2 separate regions of the Homo sapiens genome follow, and region 2 is linked to region 1. Evidence: chromatin loops called from intact Hi-C (ENCODE). Cell type or tissue: psoas muscle. All regions are shown on one strand. Each heading gives the region's core, and the rest is flanking DNA. Links, peaks and the distances in the headings are about the cores only. Region 1 overlaps NEB (nebulin). Region 2 overlaps NEB (nebulin).

Region 1 (5,387 bases), core at 162-5,161:
TTTGCTGGGGCGGAGTTGTAGGTGATGCGAGTCTATGAAGTAACTTTGTGCCTTAGCACTTCCAACGTGTTTTTTGTGCCCTGTGTCATAGCAAGTTTATTTCTATCTAGGCCATTTAATAAATTAGAACCAGCTATGGTAGAATAAGAAGCAAGCAGGCTCTGGAGTTAGAGTTGTGGAGTGCAGTCTCACCTCTACCACACATTATCTATAAGGCTTATGAAAAGCACTTAATCCATCTGAGCCTCCCATTCTGATGCATAAAATGGGGACGTAAGGAAGCACCCACTATGACGCCTGACACAAAGCAGGCAGGGCAGGCACAAAGCTGCTCTTTCTTTATTAACTCCACAGGTTGGTAAGTCAATATCAGATCCCGCCAGTGAGTGCAAACATTGAGACCTATTATTTTGGAACTTCTAGTGGTAAAATGCCCACCCTTCCTCTTCTTGTGCCTGGGCCATCTCTTCTGTTTCTCAGTGTGAGTGTCCACACGCTGGCTCTGATCCTGTTGGACAAGCCACAGTAATGTGTCAGATGAGTTCTCCAGGCAAAGGGAAGCAGGCTACCGTTATTTTTTTTAAAGAGGAACCTGGGTTCCCATTCTCTTTGCTTCTAACAATGCTTCTTTCTGCACCAGGCTGTCTACCACTATGACTATGTGCACAGTGTCAGAGGCAAAGTGGCTCCAACTACCAAAACCGTGGATCTGGACCGGGCCCTTCATGCATACAAGCTCCAGAGTTCGGTGAGCAGTGAGAACTTGAGAGTGCCCAGCAGAAATCCGTTCCATCAGCCTCTGTGGAAGCAAGCTGAGCTTGCTTCCTCTTGACCTGACCTTGTATAAATGCTGTTCTATTCACATGAGGTGAAAAAACAAAAACACAGAGCATAATCTATCTTTCCTCCTAGCTGCCAGGATCCCCCTATGGAGCAATCAAACCAACATAATGGGCATGTTTTAGCAATATTTACAAGTTACAAAGAAGAAAGCCAATATACATTCTCTGCTTTCAAAAAGCTGAAAATCAAGATAACAGAGACAAGGCCTTTAACCTCAATAAAAGATGAACTAGAAATTGTTGCTGGAATTCAGAAGAGAAAGAACCTGGATCCCACCTGCATATTTAACCTACCTATTCTATGTTACCCAATGGTGCTGATTTGGTCTCAACTTTTCATGTTATTTCCCATCTTGTGTATTAAAAATAATTTTTGGCCAGGTGCGGTGGTTCATGCCTGTAATCCCAGCAATTTGGGAGGCTGAGGCGGGCAGATCACCTGAGGTCAGGAGTTCGAGACCAGCCTGGCCAACATGGTGAAACCCCATCTCTACTAAAAATACAAAAAATTAGCCAGATATGGCAGTGCATGCCTGTAATCCCAGCTACTTGGGAGGCTGAGGCAGGAGAATCTTTTGAACCCAGGGGGCGGAGGTTGCAGTGAGCTGAGATTGCACCACTGCACTCCAGCTTGGGCAACAGGAGCAAAACTCCGTTTCAAATAATAATAATAATAATAATAATAATAATAATAATTTTGGCCAGGCACAGTGGCTCATGCCTGTAATCCCAGCACTTTAGGAGGTCATGGCAGGCAGATGGCTTGAGCCTGGAGTTCAAGACCAGCCTGAGCAACATGGTGAAACCCTGTCTGAACAAAAATACAAAAATAAATAAATTAGCCAGGCATAGTGGCATGCACCTGTGGTCCCAGCTACTTGGGAGGTTGAGGTGAAAAGATTACCTCAGCCCAGGGAGGTCAAGGATGCAGTGAACTGTGATGGTGCCACTGCACTACAGTCTGGGTGACACAGTGAGACCCTGTCTCAAAAATAAAATAAAAATAATTTGGTTTTTCATATTTTAAATGTAATTCTTAATCCTAAACTCCAAGAGACAGAGTATTTAAGATCACAGACAGACACTCCTCCATGTCCTCCCTTTCTGCCATGAACACATGCATCCTGACCTCTTCACGGCCTGATGTCAACACACTGTGTTTGGAAGGGGCAGGAGAGGGTAATACAAACATGTGCCTGGCTATATCTTCGTGATGGCTTGCATATCATCACCTGAGGATGGAGTAATGGCAGAGGTGAAACTTGGTTACCTATCTTCTCTGCATTTCCCAAATTCTTGCTAGATGCCATACAGCCAACTGGGCATATGTTTGGAAGCACAGAGGAATTAGTGTTTTTTTTTTTTTTTTTTTTTTTTGGAGACAGGGTCTCCTCTGTCTCCCAGGCTGGAGTGCAACGGTGCAATCACAGCTCACTGCAATCTCAAATTCCTGGGCTCAAGTGATCCTCCCACCTTAGCTTCTTAAGTAGCTGGGACTACAGGTACACGCCACCATGCCTGGCTAATTTTAAAATTTTTTATAGAGGTGGGATCTTGCTATGTTGTCCAGGCTAGTCTCAACTTCTGACCTTAAGCAATCCTCCTGCCTTGGCCTCCCAAAGTGTTGAGATTACAGATGTCAGCTACCACACCTGGCCAGGAACTACTTTCAATAAACCATTTCACTCATTGTTCTATTTTTCCAAAACAATAGGTGAAGAGTAATCTGACTCATTTTATGACTCTTAGAATGTATTTAATTCTCTCCTGAAATCAATTCAGTGAGCATAAGTGTATTAAGTATCTAGTCAAAACTGTAACATGAGCTATATGTGATTTGTTAAGCTCAGATCAGTTACTTGATGCCCGATGTCATTTAACCTGCTCTTCCTCATTCCTGCAGAATCTATACAAAACCAGCCTGCGCACCCTGCCCACTGGATATAGACTTCCAGGTGACACTCCTCACTTCAAACACATCAAGGACACCCGTTACATGAGCAGTTATGTGAGTGGTCTCCTCCTCATTGAGATGGGTCTGAAGGTGGGGTGGCAGGAGACTCATATTAATTAATAGCCTGTTCTAATCCTCCAGTCTCACCCTCAAGGTTCAACCTGATAGAATGATGGGAGCTGGAGAGGAGAGACAGCATATTTTTGAGGGGTGCTGTGCAATTGATTCCTTCTGCAATTCAGCAGTGCCTGGGTAGCCCCATGGGTTAGAACAGAATGTTCGTGGGAGCCTTGGCTGAGGGCCCATGGCTGTCATGATGCCTCTACTTCTGCTGGCCTCACTTAGCACAGATGCACCCTGAATTATCCCAAGCCATTTATTGGAAATGCAACTTCACACACGCACTACTGAGGTGTGGTGATAGTATTGTCTTCCTTCTGCTATGTTTCACTGCAGAAGATATAACATCACCATGTGTTCCTTTGAAAATAAGACTTCTTGCCTAGCTGCTGGCTGATATTTAGCTCACTACTTATCCTCTGTGCCCAGTTCACAGAAGGCTAGAGGGGTAGTTAGGCTCTTACTACCTGTAGCTTACTCAAATGATGACCCTCATGTTGCCCTTCTCCACTTTTCACAAGTACTCAACTGGGACTTGATGCATTTACCCCATGGGGAAGGCTTAGGGAAATCGTGGCCATCCCAGTAAGTCTGGCCTGCAGACCACAATGAGCCGCTGGTGGAATAATAAGCTCTCCCTCTGTGCTACCCTTCATATTCCTGGGAATCAAACCTAGTGGCCAGAAAGGACCCAATAACCTGTGGCTCAATAATGTACTTCCAAAGTAGACAGTCACAGATTTAATAATCTAACACCTAAAGGATGTGTTAAAATGGTTGGTTAAAATCAGTCCACGAAGCTATTTGTCAGTCTTAAATACATTCTCTTGTTTCTTCTTTGTATTTTCTAATTTTCTAGCCACACTGGGGCTAAAAATAAAGATTTTTCTCTGGCATTTTGCATACCTTCCGACAAACAGATTTCACCTAGGCAAGGTCAAATTTTATTCTTTTCTTGGCCTGGTTTTATTTTCCAACACATAATTTTCAAGGCCTGGATTAATATTGAAATTTTGTCAATGACTTTTCTACATACTTAATCCTTAAAAAGAGCAATTTTTCAAATAAAGGTGACATCTCTTTTCTATTTGGAGAAATGTAATGTTGGTCCTTGTTTACCCATCATTGATCTCATTCTGACTTTGCTTTTGCAGTTCAAGTACAAAGAAGCCTATGAACACACCAAGGCATATGGGTATACACTTGGCCCCAAAGATGTTCCATTTGTCCACGTCCGGAGAGTCAACAATGTTACCAGCGAGGTACCTGAATGCTGATTCTCCAAGAGACATATTGAGTTTCAATAGCCATGGCTTTGTTTGAAATGCATTAAGAATTAATCTTATTTCAGTTGTAAACTTACATACCAGCAAAAAATGAAAAAGGTCCTTATTGTCACATTTTGATACTGATATTTCTTGGTAGTGGTTTTTTGTATTTGGTAATGCCTTGGAGAGACTCGGTTCCATAGATTATGATGCAAAACTTTTCTAAAGAAATAATTTCTTCTTTTGACATTTATATTCAAAAATCTTTAATAAGGTTGCATTTTAGTCTGACTCATGATCCTGGTTTTCTACACCAACTATTGGTTTGCATATCTGATCCTACTATGCAACCATCTGATAGAAAGTGGAAGGCTTTGTGCTCAGAATTCTTCACCTAAATGAAATAACTCTCATTTTCTCCTTTTTTCCTAATCTCAATCATTTTCTATATCCTCGATATTTCCTCCCCTCTTCCTTATGTAAAATATTTTATTCTTGATTAGTCAGTAGATGCCCTCGTCGTCCCCTACTAAATGCCTGTAATGATATTTCCTCCAACGTAGAGACTGTATCGGGAATTGTACCACAAACTGAAAGACAAGATCCATACAACTCCCGATACCCCTGAGATCCGCCAAGTCAAGAAGACACAAGAGGCTGTCAGTGAGGTGGGTATTTTCTTAGGAAAGACAGGGAGTAGAGACTAGGGATGAATGTTAATCATTCGGTCTCTAATACATATGTTTTGGGGTATTTTTTTTTCTTTAGTTGATCTACAAATCAGACTTCTTCAAGATGCAGGGCCACATGATCTCTCTGCCATACACACCCCAAGTGATCCATTGCCGCTATGTGGGAGACATCACCAGTGATGTAAGCATCTCGTAGGGGTCTTTCTGGAGTAGTCTTACCAAGACGCAGGCTTGCTTTCAGCAGTTAAAACAACCAGTGGTCTTTGAACAGCCTTTTCTGATAAGCACTTCTAAACAAAGAGTACAAGTTGGAGGTAAGACAGTGTGGGAGAAGGATGCCACAATTCTACAGCTATGGAAACAGTAATAAGAGGACCACCTGGGGAAGACAGAATTGCCATCATTCTTGATCACTCAGTGACCACCATTCTACATTCAACATGGAATCATTCCAACTCCTCACTCCCTAACTCCCTGTGTGGCCTCCATCCCAGGTCATGTTGAGTATTTT
Region 2 (5,387 bases), core at 199-5,198, 78 kb before region 1:
ATAAGGAAGAAGTGTTCTCTATCAACAACATTGATTACTGACTTTTTTAAAAGTAAAATGCAATTTTATAGACACGTGGTTTATTAATATGATACAACCAAAATTTAGAAAGTTGTGATTATGGTTGTTAACTATATTTTGTTATATTTTAATTTTTCTTATTTGTCTTTTAAACATTATAAAATATGATTGTCATACAAATTGTAGGTAATAAAAATGAATAAAAATATATTTTTATACGTATAGATAGATATTAAACATTGTTCTACCATTTTTTTTCACTTAGTGGTATGTTTGGATTGCTGCTTTGCTCATCAATCTGTATTACTAGATTGTATTGATCTATGCTGATATGTACATCATATTGATCTATGTATAGCATATTAATCTATAATGATATATAATAGGTTAATATATCACTATATATTAATGTTCATTGATATATCCCATTTATTTCTAACGCTATATAGTATTTTTGGTAGAATATAATTTATTTGCTTTCCACTATTGCCAGAAACTTGAATTGTCTCCAGTTCCTATCCTTTTTTAAATTTTAGGATATAAGTCACTTAATAATCTCTGAATTGTTGATGTCAAACCTTTTGCTTTAACTCTTTGCCTTTCTTTTCATAGACTCTATACAAACTTGCCAATGAAGAAGCAAAAAAGAAAGGCTACGACTTGCGAAGTGACGCCATCCCCATCGTGGCTGCCAAGGCCTCCAGGGACGTTATCAGTGATGTGAGTAGCAACACCCTAGATATTTACATGGATGGATGAAGTGGGGAGGCAGGATTATTACTATTATAACATTTGGGGGCCAGTTTAAGCACATTTATTGGCTTGTTTTTCTAAATCAAATTCAAATTCAAAGTTTTTCATTTGAAAAAACTCATGTTTTAAGCTTCGGAAGACTTCAGTATCTATGTCCCAGGTAGGAAGGGGGTAACCTAAACCAGTATACTTCAATGCAGTATAAAATTGGATGTGATTCTATAATTTTTCATATCTACAATTATGAGAAATTCATCTCCATATTTTGAGCATAGAGCCTCACAGAAAATAGAAAATGGCAAAAGAGGTGTTAAAAAATAACTTAGTTACATGTATTGGTTCAATATCAGAAGAAGAGCTGATAGAACCAAGTCTAGGAAAATCCACCTTTCCCCAAATCTGCTCTGTGTTTTTGCCAACTCATTTTTTTTTGGAAAATTATCTTAAATCCTTCCTTTTGAGTTCTTTTAAAATGAAAACAGAAAGACAAAGACGAGGAAAACAAGAAAATGGTGAACCTAATTTCTCCTCCTGCCATCTCTGAAAGAGGTGGGTTCTTTGGTGGAAAATTCAGACTTCTTCTTCTTCTTCTTCTTCTTCTTTTCTTTTGTTTTTGTTTGTTTGTTTGTTTGTTTGAGACAGAGTCTCAGAGTCTCACTCTTGTTGCCCAGGCTAGAGTGCAATGGTATGATCTTGGCTCTCTGCAACCTCCGCCTCCCGGGTTCAAGTGATTCTCCTGCCTCAGCCTCCCAAGTAACTGGGATTACAGGCACCAGCCACCACACTTGGCTAATTTTTTTTTAGTATTTAGTATTTTTTGTATTTTTAGTAGAGACAGCGTTGCACCATGTTGGCTAGGCTGGTCTCAAACTCCTGACCTCAGGCGATCCGCCTCCCTCGGCTTCCCAAAGTGCTGGGATTACAGGCATAAGCCACTATGCCCAGCTGAAAATTCGGACTTCTGTAAATATTTGTTGGGATTGGTGTGGTGTGTTGTCTGAAATAGGGAGAAAATATCCAGTTTGCCCTTACCACCACCAACAACAAAATGCTTTTTTGTAGATACATATTCCATTTTTCACTTGAGGAATCCCAAACAAACCTCAGTCAAATTTGATCTCCAACAGAGCAGGGCTTGTAGTATGGGAATATAATCCAGACCACTTCAGGGAGTCAAGTGCCCCAGCAGAGCTGGATTTGGGAAGGAGTGTGGGTGTGTTGGATGGAGGGATAAAATGGTATCTGTGGACTCAGGAATAGCAGTCTCAAAATCATATGTAAAATTTCTGGGTTAGTGATTTCATGGGCCCAAGATGAAGAAATGGCAGTACACAGTACCGAAAGATCTTCCGGAAAGTGTTGCTTCCTTTATTTTCAGAAACTTAACGTCTACAAGCCATAGGACCATGTAGTTTGGCCTGTCTTCCCACTGGACTATTCCCATTAGACTGTTGCTGTTAGACTATTTATGAGACTTCGCATTAGACTACTGCCCATTAGATTAGTGCTGTAGAGTCTAATAAGAATTTAGGATGAGGAGATAAACTGATATGCAGATTCTTTCATTACTCTGCAAGAATTAGCAATTTTAAAATAATAAAGTTTTAAATTAATGAGGCTTCTAAGCCTTTCTATTCATTTTTATTTTTGAAATGACCACCTTTATTTCAGTACAAATACAAAGATGGTTACCGCAAGCAGCTCGGCCACCACATTGGAGCCCGGAACATTGAAGATGACCCCAAGATGATGTGGTCCATGCATGTGGCCAAGATCCAGAGTGACAGGGAGTATAAGAAGGACTTTGAGAAGTGGAAGACCAAGTTCAGCAGCCCAGTGGACATGCTGGGAGTGGTGTTAGCCAAGAAGTGCCAGACCTTAGTCAGCGATGTGGACTACAAGAACTACCTGCACGAGTGGACGTGCCTGCCCGACCAGAATGATGTCATCCATGCTCGGCAGGCCTATGACCTCCAGAGCGATGTGAGTAATTAAGATCCATGGTAACTGTGCTCATAATAGTAATTCATAGAAATACTGAGACAGTGGTCTAGCATTAGGTAGAACCTTCAGAAGGGATGACATTTCTTCTCTCTGCTCATTTTTTAGGCAACTCTTCCCCTTACTTTTTTTGGAGAGAAAGAAAGTAATACCTGAGACTGTATTCAATTTGGCCTTCATATATTGAAGAACGTATACATGAAATTTGACTATCCAAGCTTTCTAGTGTTATTTTTTTATTTTTGAAATCATGTTAAAACAACTTCAGTAATACTCGCTTTTGTGTTTAATCTCTCCAGAACATTTACAAATCTGATCTCCAGTGGCTGAGAGGCATTGGCTGGGTCCCCATTGGGTCTATGGATGTGGTCAAGTGCAAGAGAGCTGCTGAAATACTGAGTGATAACATCTACCGCCAGCCTCCGGACAAGCTGAAATTTACCAGTGTGACTGACTCTCTAGAGCAGGTGCTGGCCAAGAACAATGCTCTCAATATGAACAAGGTGAGCCCCCAATTTGTAGGAAAATAAGACAGGGCTATATGTCATTCAAGATACCTATTGTTAATTAAGTTAGTCTCTTTTTTAAATCCAATTAAATTGCTATCCAATGTATAGTGATTCAGTTGAATTCTCTATTCTGTTAGATAACAATATATGGGAGCATTTCTGCTTTGACATCTCTTGTGAAATAGCCAGAGTTAAGAATGGCACAGCTCTTTGGGAGGCCAAGGCAGGCGGATCATGAGGTCAGGAGATCGAGACCACGGTGAAACCCTGTCTCTACTAAAAATACAAAAAATTAGCCGGGCATGGTGGCAGACGCCTGTAGTCCCAGCTACTCAAGAGGCTGAGGCAGGAGAATGGTGTGAACCTGAGAGGCGGAGCTCGTAGTGAGCTGAGATCGCGCCACTGCACTCCAGCCTGGGCGACAGAGCAAGATTCCGTCTCAAAAAAAAAAAAGAATGGGACAGCTATTATGGGTTCAAATTGTTTGAAGTCTATAAGAGTTAGTTATATATGATTTGGTATGGTTTCTTTCTTGCTGAGTACTTATTTAGGTAAGCACAGAGCAAACAAGAAAGATGCAAGCCGGGCATGGTGTCTCACACCTGTAATCTCAACACTTTTGGGAGGCTGAGGTGGGCAGATCACTTGAGCTCAGCAGTTTGAGATTAGCCTGGGCAGCATGTTGAAACCCTGTCTCTACAAAAAATACAAAAGTTAGCCGGGTGTGGTGACACGCACCTCTAGTCTTAGGTACTTGGGAGGCTGAGGTGGGAGGATCACCTGAGCCTGGAGAGGTTGAGGCTGCAGTGAGCTGTGACTGTACCACTACATTCCAGCCTGGGCAAGAGAGTGAAACTCTGTCTCATAAAAAAAAAAAAAAAGAAAGATGCAAATCTTCATAACATTTATCAAAAAGAAATCTAGAGATAGCACATACAGGTACATTTGCAGCTAATAAACTAACAACAAACAGCATCAAACAAATAAAATCATGGGAAGGATTTGTTAATATAGTCATACTACAGATATGGATGTGAATATATGCTTGAGAAATACTTGCTTTTTATTTAATTGGGGTGAGAGTGACCTGGTTACCAAACACACACACGTGGGTGTGTATATGTGTGTGTGTGTTTGATTATATGTATATATATATTTTTCTTTTCATATCTTAGTATACATTTATATTTTGTTACAATAAATGTCTTGTAAAATCAAAGAGGTTGAAAAGAATATTAACATACATGGAACAGACAGCAAGAAAGCTGGCTCTCAACTTTGTCATGGTGTCTTAATTGAAAACTCCTGTTTACAACAAACTGTTTTTCTAATTCATTAACCTTTTTATCCTTCACAGCGCTTATACACAGAAGCCTGGGACAAAGACAAGACCCAAGTCCATATTATGCCTGATACACCTGAAATCATGTTGGCAAGACAAAATAAAATAAATTATAGTGAGGTAAGATCATTTGTTTTATTTCTTTGGTCTGGCCACATTGATTGTTGCCGATGTAGGAATGTGAGAATTATGAAATTAATCCTCATGTAAGCCAGTTAGCTTAGTTGGCTTTTTATGCCATTTACCCTACCTTGAATATACATATTATTGTATTAAAAAATAGGCAGATAGAAAGGTAGATAGATTAGACAGACAGATAGACAGACAGACACAAAAATATCTTCATTTCAGGAGGGAAAAAATATCTCAAGTCAACTATTAATGACTAAAACATAATTTTCATTAAAAATAATTCTTGCTATTCATCAAATTAGTACTTGCTTCAAAATTTGTGCGGCAAGTTTATTTTCTTCAATTACCTCATCTGTAAAATAGGATTAAAATGCTTACCTTAAAGAATTTTTAAAGAATGACTAAATGAGGTAAAATATTTAACATGCCCAGTGTGAAGCCTGGTGCAAAGTATTTGTTTAATAAACTTTAATGTCTCTCCTTTATGCTCAAGTCACCATGAAAATTAGATGTATTTAATGTGCTCAAAATAACTTGAGCTTTATTTACAAGAACTGAAATGAGAATTCTTAAATTCACCCATTTCAAATTGCCTGAGAACAATAAAATACATTCTTTTATGAACTATC

Evidence for each region. A loop is a pair of places that touch in the nucleus more often than their neighbours do. Peaks named below come from ENCODE experiments on the same cell type or tissue, not always from the same donor. Only the 100,000 strongest peaks of a DNase experiment are listed, where the experiment ranks them.
Region 2: a loop joins it to region 1, with 3.0 times the contacts of the local background. A loop is called at or near these places in 4 of 110 quality-filtered maps.

The regions. Positions count from the first base shown.
Region 1 is chr2:151,547,099-151,552,485 of GRCh38, reverse strand. It overlaps NEB (nebulin), which reads left to right. Exons shown (of 182, transcript NM_001164508.2): 129 at 641-748; 130 at 2,746-2,850; 131 at 4,071-4,178; 132 at 4,748-4,852; 133 at 4,953-5,057. It overlaps LOC124906081 (a long non-coding RNA gene), which reads right to left. Exons shown (of 3, transcript XR_007087266.1): 3 at 4,849-5,166. Among named protein-coding and RNA genes, the nearest start is that of RIF1, 140 kb to the right of the region's middle. In psoas muscle, for the core only: no CTCF peak of the experiment used is centred there; a DNase peak (open chromatin) is centred at 3,090; H3K27ac peaks cover 2,649 bases.
Region 2 is chr2:151,624,893-151,630,279 of GRCh38, reverse strand. It overlaps NEB (nebulin), which reads left to right. Exons shown (of 182, transcript NM_001164508.2): 68 at 634-741; 69 at 2,446-2,757; 70 at 3,075-3,278; 71 at 4,642-4,746. Among named protein-coding and RNA genes, the nearest start is that of NEB, 110 kb to the left of the region's middle. In psoas muscle, for the core only: no CTCF peak of the experiment used is centred there; no DNase peak of the experiment used is centred there; H3K27ac peaks cover 2,001 bases.